2 separate regions of the Mus musculus genome follow, and region 2 is linked to region 1. The links are chromatin loops, found by intact Hi-C in ENCODE. Cell type or tissue: heart. All regions are shown on one strand. Each heading gives the region's core, and the rest is flanking DNA. Links, peaks and the distances in the headings are about the cores only.

Region 1 (5,383 bases), core at 253-5,252:
GCAGTGCATGTCTGTGTATGTGTGGGGTACACACAGATTTTGTTCTTGACTGGAAGATTCTCTGCTGGGCCCTCGGGAGGTGAGAATTTTGCAGAGCAAGATGAGAGTTTTTAAGCTAAATTCAGTCAATTACAACTAAGGGGTTCCACATATTGTTTCATGCACTTCTTTTATCCCTTGCATGCACACACTCACTCTCTATGGCCTGGTTTCATAGTTATGCAGGGCTTCAGGAGGGTCCACCACTGACTAGGGTCTTGGGTATGAAATTTTCTTTATCACTCACACCCATTAATTCTACCACCTGGTATCTGCAACCAGGTGAAGCATAGCTGTGGCAGACCCCGAGCTGGCAATTTCCACAACTTCTGGAAAAATGCCCTATGAGGCTAAGTACTCTTTACACCTTCATTTGAAAGGGTCACATCTTGAAAGATGATTTGTACTCAGCTTCTGGGCTGGCCCCATCTGAAACACTCTGTAGGTCCTAAGAAATCTAAGACTGAATCTCTTTGTCTGCCTGTAGGGACAAAATTGAGAGGTTGAAGCTGTTGTTTGAGGACAGAAAACAACAGTTTTCCTCATGCCCCATTTGTTTGCATTGTGCACACTTCCTGTTTGAATAAATGTAGTTAGCATCCCAGCAACTTTGTATGTATCCAAGGCATAAGCCCCCTCTACAAACAATGCACCTGCAGCCTCAGAATGTCCATGAAGCCAAGCTTGTACAGGGCTAAGCATACTTCCATCAGTAACAAAGAGTTTACATCTCTCTGTCCCCCGTAATTATTAATTACAGGCAATTTCTGTTCAAGTGTCTGAGTAAGCATATCTAGGCATGAATCACTTTAGGGCCAATTAAGTCTGAAAGGGCATGGGTACTTGAAGTTGAATTATTTTCATTATTTTGGAAATCTATGTGAGCCCATAGGTTCAGTTCATTCAATAAAAGTTCACAAACCTGGATATATCTGGCCCAGACCTGTACTACCTATAAACCTTGTATAGGCACTCAGCCTTTCATTCCTGAATCATCCAGGACAGTGTTCCTCCCTGTTAACGGACCTATCCAGAACACCCATGATTTCACTGTCTTGGGCCATTCACAGTGCTTCAGGAAGAGCATCTTGGCTCAAATATTTGCTTTTAAGAAAAGGAGCCAGGCATGATGGTGAACATTTTGAATCTCAGCATTCCAGAGGCTGTAGAGGAGAGGGACAAATGCCAAGCCTGTGAAGGAGAGCCCCAGAGCATCAGGGCCAGAGCATCATGACCAGCCTGGATGTGAAGTAGATAAACTAGGATGAGGAAGGAGATTGAGATCAATTCTAAAGACAACAGCCTCATATCTTCAGCCTGCTGTGAGACACCCGACTGAAGTGGAAACGTAAGGTTCTTTGGAAGGTCAGATGAGTAGGATATTGTTTTGCTGGTGCAAACACAAGAAGGAATGTTTCACTAAAGCAGGCACACGTAAAAGGCTAAGGAAGACTGGTGAAGGAATATTTAGCTGAAGCAGAAAGAAGTGAAAAGTGCTTCTGCTAAAGGAAGCAGGGGGAAAAATGCATAATGAAGGTTTCTTTGGTAATGCCATCCTTATGTTGCTCTTCCTTACATTGCCTACTTGAGCACCGTTTATTTGGAGTCCACAGATACTTTAATTTTTTCTTTTTTTGTAATTTATCAGTCAGACTTATTTATTTCTATTAGATCTATTCTTTATTTACATTTCAAATTTGATCTCCCTTCCTAATTTCCCCTTTGAAACCTCCCCTTATCCTATCCCCACTCCCCCTGCTCACTAACCCACCCACTCTTCTTCCCTGTCCTGGCATTCCCTTACACATTTGCCCTTCAGAAGTCCAAGGGACTCTCCTCTCATTGATGTTCCACAATACCATTCTCTCCTATACATGTGGCTGGAGCCATGTGTCCCTCCATGTGTACTCTCTGGTTGGTGGTTTAGACCCTGGGAGCTCTGTGGGTACTGGTTGGTTTATATTATTGTTCATATTGTTCCTCCTATCAGCTACAAACCCCTTGTGAACCTTGGGTCCTTTCTCTAGTTCCTCCATTGGGAATCCTGTTCTCAGTCCAATGGATGTCTGTGAGCATTCACCTCTGTATTTGTCAGGCACTGTCAGAGTCTCTCAGGAGACAGCTATATCAGGCTTCTTTCTGCAAGCACTTGTTGGCATCCAGAACAGTGTCTGGGTTTGGAAACTGTATAAGGGATGGATCCCTAAGTGGGATAGTCACTGACCAGCCTTTCCTCCAGTTTCTGTTTGAAACATTGTCTCTGTATCTCTTTCCATGGGTATTTTGATCCTCCCTCTAATAAGGACTGAAGTATCCACACTGTAGTCTTCCTTCCTCTTGAGCTTCATGTGATCTGTGAATTGTATCTTGGGTTTTCAGAACTTCTGGTATAACATCCACTTATCAGTGAGGGCATAACATGTGTATTCTTTTGTTATTGGGTTACCTCACTCATGATATATTTTTTTTCTTTAGGCAGTTTCTCTCTAGTTTGATAATATATTGTTCTTCCAGACAAGATTTCTCTATGTGCTTGGCTGTCCTGAAACTTGCAGGATGGAGCATGATGCCTTTGAATGCAATGATCTGCCTGCCTCTTCCAAATTCTGAGATTAAAGGTATGGATCACTCCTGCCTGGCTGTGCCACCACTACTTGGCCTCAATGGTTTTAATGCCAAAATTCTCCCCTCTAGGATATGAAACCTCTCCAAAGCCCCCTCCTTCTCAGAGAAGATATGCAATCCAACCCTAGCTTGGGAGAATATATCTGGTTGGGAAAGGAACACCAGGAAGCTTTAAGTTTCAGCTCAGGATTCCTTGATGAATAGCCTGTGCGCAAATCAACAGGACCTTTGTAGTAAAAATTATTTGGGATTTTTTACACCATTTTTCATCATTCAAATCCTGAAATACGTGACATAGAACTTTTATATTTCTTTTTTTTTTTTTTTTTGGTTTTTTTGAGACAGGGTTTCTCTGTGTAGCCCTGGCTGTCCTGGACCTCACTTTGTAGACCAGGCTGGCCTCGAACTCAGAAATCCGCCTGCCTCTGCCTCCCGAGTGCTGGGATTAAAGGCGTACGCCACCATGCCCGGCTAAAACTTTTATATTTCTAAGAAGCCTTAATAGCACTGGAGCTGGGCAGATATCAAATCTCTATGCTATTGTGACTATATCCCTGTAAGTATTCCAAAGAGATAACATGGCCTGTCTGCTCTACTTGTACTTTAACAGGCCAACCCTCATGTCCTCATGATTCACTTACCCCATGGTGTCTTCATTTCTCCATTTCTCCTCATTTTCTCTCCTCAGAACCCAAGCCTGGGAGCGAAAGTCCCACACATCTTTGTTCTTTCCCGCTATTTGCTGTGGGGATCTTTATTCAGCCTATAGTTTTGTATTAAGGAGAAAGGTTATATAGCATCATTTGTCTTACATGAGGATTTCCTCAATCTGATGGGCAACCAGAGCTTTATGCATCACAATACACAGCAACAGAACAAACCTCAATACAGGACCTCAGAGAAATAAAGAAATTCCAACTTCCTAGCCTTTCCTAGGTCTCCATTCATCTGGATGATCCTTGGCTAGAACAACTAAGGGAGTTTATGAAATGGCATCATTAGTCATTAAGGACAATGTTGGTGGTCACCTGTGTCTGTATATTAGGAGTAGGTTGTATATCTGCAAAGTTTCAGTAGCCATTGCCAAGGTATAAAGGCACTGGGAAACCTAAGAAACAGATAGAAATAATTTTGTTTGTTTGTTGTTTTGTTTTCTAGACAGAGTTTTAACCTAGGCTATTTCGAACTGAGTAGATCAAGATAGACAAAGAAATAAATAGTCACAGTGAAAATCTGGCCTCTGCTTTCCTGTTGCTGGATATAAAGGGACATTCAGGATTGTCAGGTCTAAATTCAACTACAGATTAGCATTAAATGCAGTTGAGTTTCTTCTACCTGTGAAGTGGAGACTTACCTGTTCCTTGGAAAGCAGTTTGGATGGTGTTTTGCTGGGGCCACACATGAATGATTGTTTAGTTGAAATGAACAGGTATAAAAGACTCTGTAGTGGCTATTCCTGGTTGTCAACTTGACTATTTGGAATGAACTACAATCCAAAATTAGAAAGCTCACCAGTGACCCTAACCTGGAGGCTGGGAGGTAGAAGTTTCTGATCTGGATCTTGGTATGGAGATCTTGAAGCATAGTGGCTATGGATTCCAGAAGATAAGGACGGTGATATCTCCAAATTCAAGGCCATCTGGGATTAAAGGTGTGGTGGCACATACCTTTAATCTAGGCTACAGCTTCTGCTGGAGTCCATATAAGGACATTGGAAGGAGGGAGACTCTCAGTCTTTTGCCTGCTTGCCCTGTGGGACTGAGCGACTGTTAGATCCTTGGACTTCCATTCACAGCTACTACTGGGACATCGTTGTGAATTGGACTGCAGACTGTAAGTCATCAATAAGTTCCTTTACTATATAGAGACTAGCTATAAGTTCTGTGACTCTAGAGAACCCTGACTAATACAGACTCCTAAAGGAATTTTGCATGAAACAGTCACAGGAGACAGGATATTCTGCTAAAGCAAGCATGAGAAAACACAAGTAATGAAACATTTTGTGCTAATGACTTGCATGTTTTGGCATGCTTTACATTGCATAGTTGGGCTGCATATGTCCAGATTCCGTAGAGAGAAATGCATGGAAACAATTCTTGTCCTGTATAGCAGTTTCTTGCCACTCCTGAGGATTTGGGCTCTTTGGCAGTGATGTTAATTTAGACAGGGGAATATGGTGAAGCAAGACCTATGAAGGACACATGATGTTTGGAAAGAGTTTAAAAAGGATTCCCCAGACAGTGATGGAGGCTGAGCTTGGCTTGTTTATAGTTCTGTCTCTGCAATGCCTGTGAGTCTCAAGTATTTGCTAATTATTCCTGCCCTGATGAGGCACAACAATGAAATTCTCCATGAATTCTGCTTGGTCCCTCTTGCTGATTCCAGCCTAGGCCAAGGTCTGGCTCTTTCTGCTAGGTAGTTCCACCACTGCTGTTTGGTGTTTGCTAACCAGACTGTAAAGGACTGGACTGTTGGTGTATCCATGAAGTGTTTGTGAGTGGATGTACCTGCTGCTTCTGACCATTCAACACAGATTGGATTTGTTCTAAAAAACCTTTCTAAACTAGCCCACTTCCCCTTTTATCCTTTCTTTCCCATTACCTCTTGGGGTGGTGGGCTATATTGGAGGTCAGAGGTTTTTTGTTTGTTTGTTTGTTTGTTTGTTTGTTTCAGGAGAACAAGACTTTATTCATGTTTTGAGGCTAAGTGAGATGTCAGT
Region 2 (5,383 bases), core at 113-5,112, 82 kb after region 1:
TTGGACACAAATATCTTCACATCCTATTGCCATTAGGTGTGCACACTTCTTCCCCAAATATTTTTCTCACCAATTTTCCAATCATGACCTTACCAAATCCCTGACTATACAGCCAATCCTTTGGTTATAGCCCCTGAATCAGTAAATAATTGTACATTTGCCCATTTCTTCTTCCAAACAAACTGTAATACTATGTGTACTGCTGGAATTTCTGCCCACTGTAAATAATTTCCTTCACCTGTGTCTTTCAGGGTTGTCCCGGAAAGCAGTTGTAATGCTGCAGCTGTGCACTTCTGGATGGTGACTGCATAGCGTGCAGAGACATTAGAGAATCAGGTCCTAGTCTTGTCTTCTTCAGTCAGCTGATCATAGGGAACAGCCCATAAGGCTATAGGTACATGCTTGGTAGCTGATGGCACTGTAACAGGAGTAGAAACCATAGGCATTTGAGCAACTACTTCTTGTAACATACTTGTGCCTTCAGGACTTGTTTGGCCCAATCACATATATGTCACTTCCATTTGATAATAGACTGCTGCTGTGCATGTCCTGCTTTATGACTTGGAGGGTCTGATAGCACCCAGATCATGATGGTCTTTTTCAGGAATACAAGAATGTAAAATACTCTGAAGAACTTCTAACTGAGAAGTAAATTTAAATTGAGAAGAACCTGAGTGGGTGAGGAAATACTGCCAAGTGCTCTTCTTCACACCTTCAGAACCTCATCTCCTTTATTAATATGGCCAATTTTATCAGCTGAATATATATATATCTATATGCATATATAGATATATATAGTGTTAAAGATTTGATTATTTATTTCATATGTAAATACACTGTTGCTCTCTTCAGCCGAGGACTTGTGATCCCATTATTGATGGTGGTGAGCTACAATATGATTGCTAGGAATTGAACTCATGAGTTCTGGAAAAGGATTCAGTGCTATTAACTCCTGAGCCAAATCTCCTGCCACTTGTTGTGTTCATTTTAAGTGGATTCTTACTCTATTTCCCATGGCAATTCTTCTGCCTTGGTTTGTGAAGGACTTGGATTCCCCATTCCATCAATTTTGCACTCACATTATTTTTGTTTTATTTTTTGTTTTTTGTTTTTTTGAGACAGGGTTTCTCTGTATAGCCCTGGCTGTCCTGGAATTCACTTTGTAGACCAGGCTGGCCTTGAACTCAGAAATATGCCTGCCTCTGCCTCCTGAGAGCTGGGATTAAATGCGTGTGCCAACACGCCTGGCTACATTATTTTTTTTTTTAGAGGGAGGATGGACCTTGAAGCTGTAGCACTGAGATATATCCTAACTCCACTTCTTTCCTCCTTTCTTTCTTTCTTTCTTTCTTTCTTTCTTTCTTTCTTTCTTTCTTTCTTTCTTTCTTTCTCTCTCTCTCTCTCTCTCTCTCTCTCTCTCTCTCTCTCTCTCTCTCTCTCTCTCTCTCCTTTCCTTCCTTCCTTCCTTCCTTCCTTCCTTCCTTCCTTCCTTCTTTCTTTCTTCCTTCCTTTCTCTCTGTCTCACTCTCTCTCTCCCTTTCTTTCTTTCCTTTTTGTAAGACTCAGTTCCTTGGTTTATATTTGGCTTTGGATTCTATAAACTCCTCCAGCCTTGCATGGAGAAGTGAGAACTTACATATATGGGCTACTAAGCCTGGCTGGCTAACATTCCATAATCCAATGTTAAACCAATCTTTCATACGTGGAGGATTATTAACTCTCAACCAAATCTTGATTCTTCATGATCATTTCTATAACTGGTTAGAGAAAGATAGGGATGAACTGTTACAAAGAGCTTAATGGCGACATTGTGCCCTCAGTAGGACAGTTGGTAAGGATATGCGATTTCATTTGTCTGTTCTTCCATCTATATACAAAGCACACATGTGAATATGTGTGTTCTACATATAGCCTTTGCTTGGCAGATGCATTTCACACTAAATACATTATTTTAACATCTTCTTGTGAAGCTTCAAGATAAATTCTTGGGCTACAGGCTTTCTAGACTTGCATATTTGCACAAGGACACACCCCATTTCTGTTCCCAAATTATTATGCAATGTTACCATCACCCAGAAGCATTTTTGGCCATAAAGCATGGCTGAAACAAATTCCTCAAAACCTGGTAGAAAAGGTTGTAGTACTTTTATTTATTCCTAAATGGCAAAGAGCAAATAAATGTTACCAAGGGCCTGCATTTGTTCATTCATACAAACACTTTTGCACTAACCATTTCAGTCTGGCAGGCATATCCTTAGCTCCCTGTGGAACCCAAGTAAGATGCAACTTGATGTTCCTTGCTCTGGGTCCTCTGGAGGTGAGCTGTGCAGTGCAGGCTTTGTTGTCTAAGCAGTGCATGTCTGTGTCTGTGTGGGGTCCACACAGATTTGGTTCTTGACTGGAAGATTCTCTGCTGGGCCCTCGGGAGGTGAGAATTTTGCAGTGTCAGACCAGAGTTTTTAAGCTAAATTCAGTCAATTACAATTAAGGGGTTCCACATATTGTTTCATGCACTTCTTTTATCACTTGCATGCACACACCCACTCTCTATGGCCTGGTTTCATAGTTATGCAGGGCTTCAGGATGGTCCATTGCATTGCCACAGCTGACTAGGGCATTGGGCATGAAGTTTTCTTTATCACTCACACCCATTAATTCTACCACCTGGTATCTGCAACCAGGTGAAGCAAACCTGGGGCAGACCCTGAGCTGGCAATTTCCACAGCTTCTGGAAAAATGCCCTATGAGGCTAAGTGCTCTTTACACCTTCATTTGAAAGGGTCACATCTTGAAAGAAGATTTGTACTCAGCTTCTGGGCTGGTCCCATCTGAAACATTCTGTAGCTTCTAAGAAATCTAAGACTGCATCCCTTTGTTTGCCTGCAGGGACAATAATGTGAAGTTGAAGCTGTTCTTTGGGGGCAGAAAAACATAGACAACAGTTTTCCTCATGCCCCATTTGTTTGCATTGTGCACACTTCCTGTTTGAATAAATGTAGTTAGCATCCCAGCAACTTTGTATGTGTCCAAGGCATAAGTCCCCCTCTACAAACAATGCACCTGCAGCCTCAGAATGTCCATGAAGCCAAGCTTATACAGGGCTACACATACTTCCATCTCTCACAAAGAGTTTACATCTCTCTGTCCCCAGTAATTATTAATTATAGGCAATTTCTGTTCAAGTGTCTGAGTAAGCATATCTAGGCATGAATCACTTTAGGGCCAATTCAGTCTGAACGGGCATGGGTACTTGAAGTCGAATTATTTTCATTATTTTGGAAATCTATGTGAGCCCATAGGTTCAGTTCATTCAATAAAAGTTCACAAACCTGGACATATCTGGCCCAGACCCGAACTACCTATAATCCTTGCATAGCCACTCAGCTTTCAGTCCTGAATCATCCAGGACAGTCTTCCTCCCTGTTAAGGGACCTATCCAGAACACCCATGATTTCACTGTCTTGGGCCATTCACAGTGCTTCAGGAAGAGCATTCTGGCTCAAATAATTCACTTTTAAGAAAAGGAGCCAGGCATGGTGGTGCACATTTTGAATCTCAGCATTCCAGAGGCTGTAGAGGAGAGATATAAATGCAAAGCCTGTGAAGGACAGCCCCAGAGCATCAGGGCCAGAGCATCATGACCAGCCTGGATGTGAAGTAGATAAACTAAGTTGAGGAAGGTGATTGAGATCAATTCTAAAGACAACAGCCTAATCTCTTCAGCCTGCTGTGAGACACCCCCACTGAAGTGGAAACGTAAGGTTCTTTGGAAGGTCAGATGTGTGGGACATTGTTTTGCTGGTGCAAACACAAGAAGGAATGATTCACTAAAGCAGGCACACGTAAAAGGCTAAGGAAAATTGGTGAAGGAATATTTAGCTAAAGCAGGCAGAGGTGAAAAGTGCTTCTGCTAAAGTAAGTAGGGGGAAAAATACACAATGAAATTTTCTTTGCTAATGCCATCCTTATGTTGCTCTGCCTTACATTGCCTACTTAAGCATCGTTTATTTGGAGTCCACAGAGAGTTTAATTTTTTTTCTTTTTTCTTTTGTAATTTATCAGTCAGACTTATTTATTCTATTAGATCTATTCTTTATTTACATTTCAAATTTGATCTCCCTTCCTAATTTCCCCTTTGAAACCTCCCCATATCCCATCCCCACTCCCCCTGCTCACTAACCCACCCGCTCTTCTTCCCTGTCCTGGCATTCCCTTACACATTTGCCCTTCAGAAGTCCAAGGGACTCTCCTCTCATTGATGTGCCACAATACCATTCTCTCCTATACATGTGGCTGGAGCCATGTGTCCCTCCATGTGTACTCTCTGGTTGGTGGTTTAGACCCTGGGAGCTCTGTGGGTACTGGTTGGTTTATATTATTGTTCATATTGTTCCTCCTATCAGCTACAAACCCCTTGCGAACCTTGGGTCCTTTCTCTAGTTCCTCCATTGGGAATCCTGTTCTCAGTCCAATGGATGTCTGTGAGCATTCACCTCTGTATTTGTCAGGCACTGTCAGAGTCTCTTAGGAGACAGCTATATCAGGCTTCTTTCTGCAAGCACTTGTTGGCATCCACAACAGTGTCTGGGTTTGGTAACTGTATAAGGGATGGATCCCTGGGTGGGATAGTCACTGACCAGCCTTTCCTCCAATTTCTGCTCCAAACATTGTCTCTGTATCTCTTTCCATGGGTATTTTGATCCTCCCTCTAACAAGGACTGAAGTATCCACACTGTAGTCTTCCTTCCTCTTGAGCTTCATGTGATCTGTGAATTGTATCTTGGGTTTTCAGACTTCTGGTATAATATCCACTTATCAGTGAGGGCATAACATGTGTATTCTTTTGTGATTGGGCTACCTCACTCAGGATATTTTTTTCTTTAGGCAGTTTCTCTCTAGTTTGATAATGTATTGTTCTTCCAGACAAGATTTCTCTGTGTGCTTGGCTGTCTTGAAACTTGCAGGATGGAGCATGATGTTGAAAGACCCCCGAAGGGAGACCCTCTCTCAAGCCTCGGGACAGCCGCGGACCCAAGAAGACACCGAGACCGAACTCAAAATGTTGAAGGCAAGATTTAATAAAGCAACAGCAAGAAAGCACATAGACCAGAGCTCTGGGGTCGAAACTCATGCACCTAGTATGGTGTAGAGGAGAATCGACCTCGAGCCAAATTTTTCACAGGCTTATATAGGAAAAACTCAAGGGGGGAAAGCGGGGCAGGGAAAGTACAAGTTTGCATAACTAAGGGGTTCTGCCAAGGGACAAGGGGTTCTGCCAAGGGAATTCTACGTAACTAAGGGGTCATGTCCTATTATTTGGCAATGTACCCGGTTCATTCTGAGGTTGTTCCAGGAGGCCCTTATCTCAAAAATGTTCTTGGAA

The links. Peaks named below come from ENCODE experiments on the same cell type or tissue, not always from the same donor. Only the 100,000 strongest peaks of a DNase experiment are listed, where the experiment ranks them.
Region 2: a loop joins it to region 1, with 8 times the contacts of the local background. A loop is called at or near these places in 5 of 42 quality-filtered maps.

Annotation. Positions count from the first base shown.
Region 1 is chr4:144,054,731-144,060,113 of GRCm38, forward strand. It overlaps Pramel4 (PRAME like 4), which reads left to right and starts at 4,395. Exons shown (of 4, transcript NM_001001319.4): 1 at 4,395-4,497. In heart, for the core only: no CTCF peak of the experiment used is centred there; no DNase peak of the experiment used is centred there.
Region 2 is chr4:144,136,637-144,142,019 of GRCm38, forward strand. No RefSeq gene overlaps it. Among named protein-coding and RNA genes, the nearest start is that of Oog3, 23 kb to the right of the region's middle. In heart, for the core only: no CTCF peak of the experiment used is centred there; no DNase peak of the experiment used is centred there.